2 separate regions of the Homo sapiens genome follow, and region 1 is linked to region 2. A link is an interaction called in ENCODE POLR2A ChIA-PET data of the cell type or tissue named here. Cell type or tissue: Panc1. All regions are shown on one strand. Links, peaks and the distances in the headings refer to the core of each region. The heading gives the core; the rest is flanking DNA. Region 1 has its middle 19 kb from the start of MIR9902-1. Region 2 overlaps CCDC62 (coiled-coil domain containing 62).

Region 1 (8,114 bases), core at 5,165-7,664, 150 kb before region 2:
AGAGGCTCTGTGTTAGAAACCAAGGGCAGAGATCAAATATACATTTCTCCTGTCGCACTCCCCTTCTCCCTCACCCCAGTGAGATGACACCTTTAGAGCGCTTTCGCTTCCCCTCTCTTCCATTTCCCCTGCCCCCTGTTCCCTGAGAGACTCATGAAACACATCTATTCCCCACCCCACTTTCTGAGGTTTGGCTGAGATAATCTAGCATTTCTTATAATTTCCCTTATGGGATATCCGTTTGGTTTCAATAATCCTCTTTTCTAAGGGTCCTTCTCTATTACACAAATCCCCAGTCTATCCTGTTCCATTTTGAGTTAAAATGTCATCTGCCTATGTTCTTTTTTTTTTTTTTTTTTTTTTTTGAGATGGAGTCTCACTCTGTCACCCAGGCTGGAGTGCAGTGGCATGATCTTGGCTCATTGCAATCTCTGCCTCCCAGGTTCAAGAAATTCTCCTGCCTCAGCCTCCCAAGTAGCTGGGATTACACGTGTGCACCACCACACCCAACTAATTTTTGTATTTTTGGTAGAGACAGGTTTCGCCATGTTGGCCAGGCTGGTCTCAAACTCCTGACCTCAAGTGATTTGCCTGCCTCAGCCTCCCAAAGTGCTGGGATTACGGGTGTGAGCCACCGCGCCCAGCCCTGCCTATGTTTTGAACATGGTTTTCGCTCTCTTTCTTTTTCCCTTTGTTAAGTCTTCTTTTCAGGGCTATTTGCAGCTTGATCAGGTCTTTTCCAAGTAGTGCCATCAGATGGAGGGTGCGCCAGGGTTGTCTCTGAATTTTCTTTTTTTTGAGACCAGGGTCTTGCTCTGTTGCCCAGGCAGGAGTGTAATGGCGCAATCATGGCTCACTGCAGCCTCGACCTCCTGGACTCAAGCAATCCTCTCACTTCAGCCCCCAAGTAGCTGGGACTACAGGCACATACTACCACGCCTGGCAAATTTTTTGGTATTTTTTGTAGAGACAGGGTCTCACCATGTTGTCCAGGCTGGTCTCAAACTCCTGCACTCAAGTGATCCCTCCCACCTCAGCCTCCCAGGGTGTTGGGATTACAGACGAGAGCCACTACGCCTGCCTGATTTCTTGAGTATCTTTGAAAATCTACCTGTTGCTTCAATTGATGAAAAAAAAATTTTTTTTCTTTTTTTTTGAGATGGAGTCTGGTTCTATTGCCCAGGCTGGAGTGCAGTGGTGCAATCTCGGCTCACTGCGACCTCCACCTCCCGGGTTCAAGTGATTCTCCTGCCTCGGTCTCCTGAACAGCTGAGATTACAGGCACCTGCCACCACTCCCAGCTAATTTTCGTATTTTTAGTAGAGACGGCATTTCACCATGTTGGCCAGGCTGGTCTCGAATTCCTGATTTCAAGTGATCCATCTGCCTCGGCCTCCCAAAGTGCTGGGGTTACAGGCGTGAGCCATTGCGCCTGGCCAAAAAAAATGTTTTGAGAACAGAATAGAGGATTCTTGGATTGCTGTCCTTTCTCTCCCTTCTCTGTAGATAAGAAGTGTAGATTACTCTCATCTTTCAGTAATGCAGATGAAGTCTGATTCTAGTCTGAGATTTTTCTTTCGTATCTTCTTTCTCTGCTTGACACTTGTAAACTGTTGTTTTTTTTTTTAATCTTTCTGAATTTTTACCAGAATAGGCCTCCAGAAGAGTCTTCTCAGTGCAGCCAGGAACTCAGTGAGCTCTTTTAATCTGCAGTCTCAGGTCTTTATTAGTTTTGAGGAACTTTACTTCTATGATTTATCTGTTGCATCTTCTCATTTTAGAACTCCTATTATGTACATATTAGTTCTTCGGGAGGAAGGATATCCTCCCACCCTTCTTTTTTTTTGAGACGGAGTCTTGTTCTGTCACCCAGGCTGGAGTGCAGTGGCTCGATCTCAGCTCACTGCAAGCTCTGCCTCCCGGGTTCACGCCATTCTCCTGCCTCAGCCTCTCCAAGTAGCTGGGACTACAGGCACCCGCCACCACGCCCGGCTAATGTTTTGTATTTTTTAGTAGAGACGGGGTTTCACCGTGGTCTCAAACTCCTGACCTCGTGATCCGCCCGCCTCGGCCTCCCAAAGTGCTGGGATTACAAGTGTGAGCCACTGCGCCCGGCCTATCCTCCCACTCTTATATTTTCTCACAAGATCTCCATCTCTTTGTAATGTTGCTCTGTTTTGAGATCTTTCTTGTACTTTATCTCCCAGACTAATTTGAGTCTCAGTTGAGGCCCTACTGGCTTTTAATTCTTAATGGAATTTCTTAGAGCTAAAATAATCATGTATTTTAGCTCTAAAAGGTCATTTCTTTCTTTTTTTTCTTTTCTTTTTTTTTTTGAGACGGAGTTTCACTCTTACAGCCCAGGCTGGAGTGCAATGGTGCAATCTCGGCTTGCTGCAACCTCCGCCTCCCGGGTTCAAGCTATTCTCTTGCCTCAGCCTCCCAGGTAGCTGGGATTACAGGCATGCGCCACCATGCCCAGCTAATTTTTGTATTTTTAGTAGAGACTGGGTGTCACCATGTTGGCCAGGCTGGTCTTGACCTCAGGTGATCTGCCCGCCTCGGCCTCCCAAAGTGTTGGGATTACAGGCATGAGCCACTGTGCCCAGCATGAAAGGTCATTCCTATGCTGTATTTGGATTTCCTGAAGGTCTCTTGTTTATTACTGTTTTTAATTCAGAGATGCCCCTGTCTGCTTCAGCACTGTGGGTTCTCATTTCTCTGTGGGCTCCTGTGTCTGGGTGCTGGGGCCCCTTCAGTGGGTCGTTAATCCTCTTGGTCAGTCACTCGGTCAGTCAAATCCGGTTGTTGATGCTTTCCTACATGGGTAAATCCCCAGGTAGAAGTAGGTGGAACAGCCTCTGCTGCCATGGGCTTGGGACATAGTGTGTCCGGAATTGGTGGGTTCTTGGTCTTACTGACTTCAAGAATGAAGCCGCGGACCCTCGCGGTGAGTGTTACAGTTCTTAAAGGCAGCGTGTGCGGAGTTTGTTCCTTCTGATGTTCGGATGTCTTTGGAGTTTCTTCCTTCTGGTGGGTTCGTGGTCTCGCTGGCTCAGGAGTGAAGCAGCAGACCTTCGTGGTGTTACAGCTCTTAAGGTGCATGTCTGGAGTTGTTCGTTCCTCCCGGTGGGCTCGTGGTCTCTCTGGCTTCAGGAGTGAAACTGCAGACCTTCGTGGTGAGTGTTACAGCTTATATAGGCAGTGTGGACCCAAAGAGTGAGCAGTAGCAACATTTATTGCAAAGAGCAAAAGAACAAAGCTTCCACAAGGTGGAAGAGGACCCTAGCGGGTTGCCTTTGCTGCCGCTGGCAGCCTGCTTTTATTCTCTTATCTGGCCCCACCCACATCCTACTGATTGGTCCATTTTACAGAGAGCCGAGTGGTCTGTTTTGACAGGGTGCTGATTGGTGCGTTTACAATCCCTGAGCTAGACACAAAGGTTCTCCACATCCCCACCAGAGTAGCTAGATACGGAGTGTCCACACAAAGGTTCTCCAAGTCCCCGCCCAGAGTAGCTAGATAGAGAGTGTCCATTGGTGCATTCACAAACCATGAGCTAGACACAGGGTGCTGACTGGTGTGTTTACAAACCTTGAGCTAGATACAGAGTGCCGATTGGTGTATTTACAATCCCTTAGCTAGACATAAAGGTTCTCCAAGTCCCCACCAGACTCAGGAGCCCAGCTGGCTTCACCCAGTGGATCCTGCCCTGGAGCCGCAGGTGGAGCTGCCTGCCAGTCCGTGCTGTGCGCCTGCACTCCTCAGCCCTTGGGTGGTCAGTGGGACTGGGCGCCATGGAGCAGGGGGCCGTGCTCCTCAGGGAGGCTCGGGCCACGCAGGAGCCCACGGAGGGGGTTGGGGGAGGCTCAGGCATGACGGGCTGCAGGTCCCCAGCCCTGCCCCGCAGGAAGGCAGCTAAGGCCCGGCGAGAAATTGAGCACAGCAGCTGCTGGCCCAGGTGCTAAGGCCCTCACTGCCCGGGGCCTGAGCGGCCGACCGGCCGCTCCGAGTGCGGGGGCCCGCTGAGCCCACGCCCACCTGGAACTCGCGCTGGCCCGCAAGCACCGCGCGCAGCCCCGGTTCCCGCCCGCGCCCCTCCCTCCACACCTCCCCGCAAGCTGAGGGAGCGGGCTCCGGCCTTGGCCAGCCCAGAAAGGGGCTCCCACAGTGCAGCGGCGGGCTGAAGGGCTCCTCAAGTGCGGCCAAAGAGGGAGCCCAGGCAGAGGAGGCGCCGAGAGCGAGCAAGGGCTGTGAGGACTGCCAGCACGCTGTCACCTCTCAGTAGAAGCTGGTAGAATTCCCCTGGGGCTCAGAAAACAGTACCTCAAAATGAAGCCTTGATCTGCAGCCTCAGAAGCAAAAGCTTTTCCCTGACTCTCCCGTGTCCTCCTGCCTGGAAGTCCCGCTTTTCCCCCGAGGCCAGCCGTAGAAACTAGAATTCCTCTTTCCCAACGCCAGCCATAAAACCTAAAAATATGATTCTAATTTCCCCTCCATCTTTCTGTATCAAAACTGGCCATTGAAAAATGGCCCACCTTGTTTCACTGTAGCTCATAAGACCCCCATTCCACAGCAGGTCCTGCCCCATACCCTGAAGGAAGGAATGCTGTTCAGAGAGGCCAAGAAGAATCCAGGTGGACAGGCCTTGCCATCTCTTTACACTGATTGCTACTGAGTCCAGCCACGTTAGGTGATTTTTTTTTTAGACGGAGTCTTGCTCTGTTGCCCAGTCTGGAGTGCAGTGGCGTAACCTCTGCTCACTGCAACCTCCACCTCCCGGGTTCAAGAGATTCTGCTGCCTCAGCCTCCTGAGTAGCTGGGATTACAGGTGTGCACCACCATGACCGGCTAATTTTTGTATTTTTGTTAGACACAGAGTTTCACCATGTTGGCCAGGCTGGTCTCGAACTCCTGACCTCAGGTGATCCGCCCACCTCTGCCTCCCAAAGTGCTGGGATTACAGGCGTGAGCCACCACGCCCGACCTAGGTCATACTCTTTTTGTCCAGTTATATTTCTACACAGCTGTCCATAGTTTGTTAAATGTAAGCATAAAAATAGACAATTTCCCCTGTGTCTTTTGGTCTTTGTTCAAAAGGCTTCTCTATCTATACGCTAAATAAATTTATATGCCTTTTTTCCTATTAATTTGCCTTTTGTGAGTTGACTTTTCAGAGGACCTACATTTTGGTGTGGCGAGCAGGGTCACCAAAGCTGCTCTGCTCTTCCGGAAGCCACAGAAAAGGGAACCCAGGAACCAGATCAGCTGGCAAAAAGGTAAGAATTTCTTACCAGTTAGGGTCCCAGCCTCTCTCTCTGTGCAGTATCATTGGGTGAATGGTAAAACTCACTGTTTATCGCTTCTGCAAGGTTTTGATTAATGGGAGTAAAATATTTCTGGGTGGCTAGTCTTGATATCTGGTGTGCCTTTCCCTTCCTTCCTCCCTTGATCCCTCCCTCCCTCCCTCCCTCCCTTCCTTCCTTCCTTCCTTCCTTTTCTTTTTTTATTTTCAGAGTCTTGCTGTGTTGCCCAGGCTGGAGTGCAGTGGCACAATCTCCGCTCTCTGCAACCTCCCCTCCCAGGCTCAAGCAATTCTCATGCCTCAGCCTCCAGGGTAGCTGGGATTACAGGCTCATGCCACCATGCACAGCTAATTTTTTTTTTTTTTTTTGTATTTTTAGTAGAGGCAGGATTTCGCTATGTGGTCCAGGCTGGTCTCAAAACTCCTGGCCTCCAGTGAGCTGCCCACCTTGGCCCCCCAAAGTGTTGGGATTACAGGCGTGAGCCACCGTGCTCAGCCTGGTGTGCCTTTTCTTTTTCTTTTTTTTAGAGTCGAGGTCTCACTCTGTCACCAGGCTGAATTGGTGTGATCACAGCTCACTGCAGCCTCAAAATCCTGAGCTCAAGCAATCCTCCTGCCTCAGCCTCCCAAGTAGCTGGGACTACAGCCGTGTGCCACCGTGCCTGGCTAATTTTATTTTTGTTTCTTTGTAGAGATGAGATCTCCCTGTGTTGCCCAGGCTAGTCTAGATTAGAACTTCTGGGCTCAAGGGATCTTCTTGACTTGGCCTCTGAAAGAGCTGGGATTACAGGTATGAGCCACTGCACCCGGCCCCATGGTTTTTTGCTTGCTTTACTTATCTATTGGTACATAACAAATTAGCTCAAGATGTAATAGCCTAAGCCATCTCTGATGGTTTCTAGGAGTCAGGAATTCAGGTCTCTGCTATACATATCTGGGACCTCAGCTGGAGTCCCAAAGGCTGGGGCTGGGACCATCTGAAGGCACAGTCATGTACAGGTCAGCTGTCAGGATGGCTTCATAATTTGTGGTTTTCAGTGAACAGTGAAACACAGGGTTCTGGTTGAGAAACGATAAAGAATGTATTGGGGGTAGAGATGGAGAGTGATTAGTAATGGAAATGGAATGTAGTGATGTTTGCACAATTCTGTGAATATGCTGCAAACCATTGAATGGTTCACTTGCAATGGGTGAATTTTATAACATATGCGTTATATCTCAATAAAGCTGTTTACAGATTATGAAGAATTTCAAAATGGTGATGGCAGAGTATTTAAAAGGGCCAGGGGCTCTTCTTAGCACACGGCTCTGTGCCTGATACCAGGCCACACGTCTGTGAAGCTTGCCCACTGCTCTCAGCTGAGGGCCTAGTTCAAAGTCTCAACCAGAGCAGCCCCACGGGGTCTCCCCATGAGATCTGGGCTTCCGCCCAGCATGGCGGGCCAAAACAGAGAGAGAGAGACAGAGAAGCCAGTATCTTTTTTTTTGAAACAGGGTCTCACTCTGTCACCCAGGCTGGAGTACAATGGTATGATCATGACTCACTGTAGCCTTGAACTCCTGGGCTCAAGCGATCCTCCCACCTCAGCCTCCTGAGTAGCTGGGACCACAGGCACTCACCACCACGCCCGGCTAATTTTTTAATTTTTACTTTTCATAGAGGCAGGGTCTCCCTGTGTGGGCCAGGCTGGTCTTGAACTTCTGGGCTCAAGTGATCCTCCCACCTTGGCCTCCCAAAGTGCTGGGATTCCAGGCGTGAGCCCCAGTGTCTGGTCCCCTACCCCTTTTATGCCCAGCTTTTAAAGGCACATAACATCACTTCCACCACATTCTACTCATTAAAAGAAAGTCACTAAGTCTGGCCTGCATTCAAGGGGGAAGGAAATCAGACTCTGTCTTTTGAAGAGAGGAGTTTCAAAGAAATTATTGATATATTTGAAACTACCAAATTGGCCTTCATATCTAGGCTAAGTGATGTTTCATGGTCTCCTGCCTAGCACATAGGAGACAAAGCCCCATGTGAATTTTCTTGCCAGGCCCCAACAGAAACCAAGGCTGCATTTACACTGTGGGAACCAACTCTGGAAGAACAAGCAGGCTAAAACCAGTTGGGGAAGGAAGTCTTGTTTCAGGCTTTTTTCCCTCCCCTCTAAATTCCCCTTCTGTATTTTTTTTTTTTTTTTTTTTTTTTTTTGAGACAGAGTCTCGCTCTGTCGCCCAGGCTGGAGTGCAGTGGCACCAATCTCGGCTCACTGCAAGCTCCACCTCCCGGGTTCACGCCATTCTCCTGCTTCAGCCTCCCGAGTAGCTGGGACTACAGGCATCTGCCACCACACCCGGCTAATTTTTTGTATTTTTAGTAGAGACGGGGTTTCACTGTGTTAGCCAGGATGGTCTCGATCTCCTGACCTTGTGATCCGCCTGCCTCGGCCTCCCAAAGTGCTGGGATTACAGGCGTGAGCCACCACACCTGGCCCCACTTCCATAATTTTTCTAATCCTTTTGTGGCATTTCTTCATTTAAAAAAATAAATCATGATTCCAGAGATAGATCTACTGGTGTTTGCTGGGGGCGGGGAAGGGATGAATGGGGAATGAATGATTGCCAGTGGGCACAGCGTTTCTTTTTGGGGTGATGAAAAAGTTCTGAAATTAGATAGTCGTGGTGATTGTACAAGCTTGTGGATATAATAAAAATGAGTGAATAGTATACTTTAAAAGAGTGAATTTGGCTGGGCACAGTGGCTCACACCGGTAATCCCAGCACTTTGGGAGGCTGAGGTGGGAAGATTGCTTAAGCCTAGGAGTTT
Region 2 (2,500 bases), core at 1-2,500:
CACGAGGTCAGGAGTTCGAGACCAGCCTGGTCTGTCACTACTAAAAATACAAAAATTAGCCAGGCGCGGTAGTGGGCGCCTGTAATCCCAGCTACTTGGGAGGCTGAGGCAGGAGAATCACTTGAACCCAGGAGGCAGAAGTTGCAGTGAGCCAAGATGGCACCACTGCACTCTAGCCTGGGCAACAGAGCAAGACTCCGTCTCAAAAAAAAAAAGTTATTATTCTCAATACCTAGAATTTTAAATCTAGGGAAGTGAATACATAGACACAGCTTTAAAAATCAGAATCTAATATGAAAAGATGTTCAACATCACTAATTATCAGGGGAATGCAAATCAAAACCACAATGCGGGCCGGGCGCAGTGGCTCATGCCCATAATCATAGCACTTTGGGAGGCCAAGGCGGGTGGATCACTTGAGGCCAGGAGTTTGAGACAAGCCTGGCCAACATGGTGAAACCGCGTTTCTACTAAAAATACAAAAATTAGCCAAGCATGGTGGCGGGCACCTGTAATCCCAGCTACTCGGGAGGCTGAGGTAGGAGAATTTCTGGAACCTGGGAGGCGGAGGTTGCAATTAGCCAAGATTGCACCATTGCACTCCAGCCGGGCGACAATAATGAGACTCTGTCTCTAAACAAACAAACAAAAAACCAAACAAACAGAAAAACCACAATGCAGTACCACCTTACTCATGCAAGAATGGCCATAATTTAAAAATCAAGAAATAATAGATGTTGGCATGGATGTGGTAAAAAGGGAACACTTTTACACTGCTGGTGGGAATGTAAACTAGTACAACCCCTATGGAAAACAGTGTGGAGGTTATCCATAAAGAACTAAAAGTAGAACTCCGATTTGATCCAATAATCCCACTACTGGGTATCTACGTGGAGGAAAAGTATATGAAAAAGACACTTGTACACACATGTTTATAGCAGCACAATTCGCAATTGCAAAAATACGGAACCAGCGCAGATGCCCATCAATCAACTAATGGATAAAGAAAATGTGGTATATGGGCCAGGCATGGTGGCTCATGCCTATAATCCCAGCACTTTGGGAGGCCGAGGCAGGCAGATCACCTGAGGTCGGGAGTTTGAGACCAGCCTGGCCAACATGGTGAAACCCTGTCTCTACTAAAAATACAAAAAATTAGCTGGGTTTGGTGGTGCATGCCTGTAATCCCAGCTACTCAGGAGGCTGAGGCAAGAGAATCGCTTGAACCCAGGAGGCGGAGGTTGCAGTGAGCCGAGATCGTGCCATTGCACACCAGCCTGGGCAACAAGAGTGAAACTCAGTCTCAAAAAAAAAAAGAAAAGAAAAAAAATTATAGCTGAAAAAAAATCAAAATTAATGTTTTAGCATTTCATCTGTCTGTCCAGAAAGAAGTTTTTTGTTTGTTTGTTTTTGAGTTGGAGTCTTGCTCTGTCGCCCAGGCTGGAGTGCAGTGGTGCAATCTCAGCTCACTGCAACCTCCACCTCCCAGGTTCAAGCGATTCTCCTGCCTCAGTCTCCCAAGCAGCTGGGATTACAGGTGCGCATCACCACACCTGGCTAATTTTTTTTTTTTTTTTTTTTTGAGACAGAGTTTTGCTCTTGTCTCCCAGTCTGGAGTGCAGTGGTGCGATCTCAGCTCACTGCAACCTCCGCCTCCCGGGTTCAAGCGATTCTCCTGCTTCAGCCTCCCAAGTAGCTGGGATTACAGGCATGTGCCACCATGCCCGGCTAATTTTTTTTTTTTTTGTATTTTTAGTAGAGACGGGGTTTCGCCACGTTGGCCAGGCTGGTCTCGAACTCCTGAGCTTAAGTGATCCGCCCGCCTCGGCCTCCCAAAGTGCTGGGATTAAAGGCGTGGCCCCCCACGCCTAGCCAAGAAGTCTTTATGTGGAGTAAAGTTTTATAAAAGTTTTACATGGGGTAGCTGGGCGCGGTGGCTCACACCTGTAATCTCAGCACTTTGGGAGGCCGAGGTGGGCGGATCGCCTGAGGTCAGGAGTTTGAGACCATCCTGGCCAACATGGCGAAACCCCGTCTCTACTAAAAATACCAAAAAAAAAAATTAGCCGGGCATGGAGGCGCATGCCTGTAATCCCAGCTACTGGGGAGGCTGATGCAGGAGAATGGCTTGAACCCGGGAGGCGGTGGTTGCAATGAGTGGAGATTTGGCCACTGCACTCCAGCCTGGGCGACAAGAACGAAACTCCGTCTCAAAAAAAAAAAAAAAAAAAAGTTTTACATCGAGTAAAATCTTCATAAAAACGTGTATTGACCCAGTAAGCACTTTCTGGATTTGTGTTTACTTCTATCAAACCTGCATTTCATATGCGGTTTCCTCAGAACCCAGTTTGATAAGCTAAAGCGTACAGGCATTTCGGATCTTTTCAAGGTAAGCATATCAGCATTTCAAAGACACTGGGGAAGCAGAGAGCCTGAGCAGCGCCGTCCCCGCCCCCATCCCTCCTCCTCTCCCCTCCCTCTCTCCGCTGAGTTTTCATAT

The links. Peaks named below come from ENCODE experiments on the same cell type or tissue, not always from the same donor. Only the 100,000 strongest peaks of a DNase experiment are listed, where the experiment ranks them.
Region 1: POLR2A ChIA-PET joins it to region 2 with 8 read pairs; 2 of 35 experiments call an interaction of 5 or more read pairs at or near these places.

What each region holds. Positions count from the first base shown.
Region 1 is chr12:122,672,879-122,680,992 of GRCh38, forward strand. No RefSeq gene overlaps it. Among named protein-coding and RNA genes, the nearest start is that of MIR9902-1, 19 kb to the right of the region's middle. In Panc1, for the core only: no CTCF peak of the experiment used is centred there; a DNase peak (open chromatin) is centred at 6,383.
Region 2 is chr12:122,823,782-122,826,281 of GRCh38, forward strand. The region is part of intron 12 of CCDC62 (coiled-coil domain containing 62); the gene reads left to right. Among named protein-coding and RNA genes, the nearest start is that of HIP1R, 10 kb to the right of the region's middle. In Panc1, for the core only: no CTCF peak of the experiment used is centred there; no DNase peak of the experiment used is centred there; H3K4me3 peaks cover 543 bases.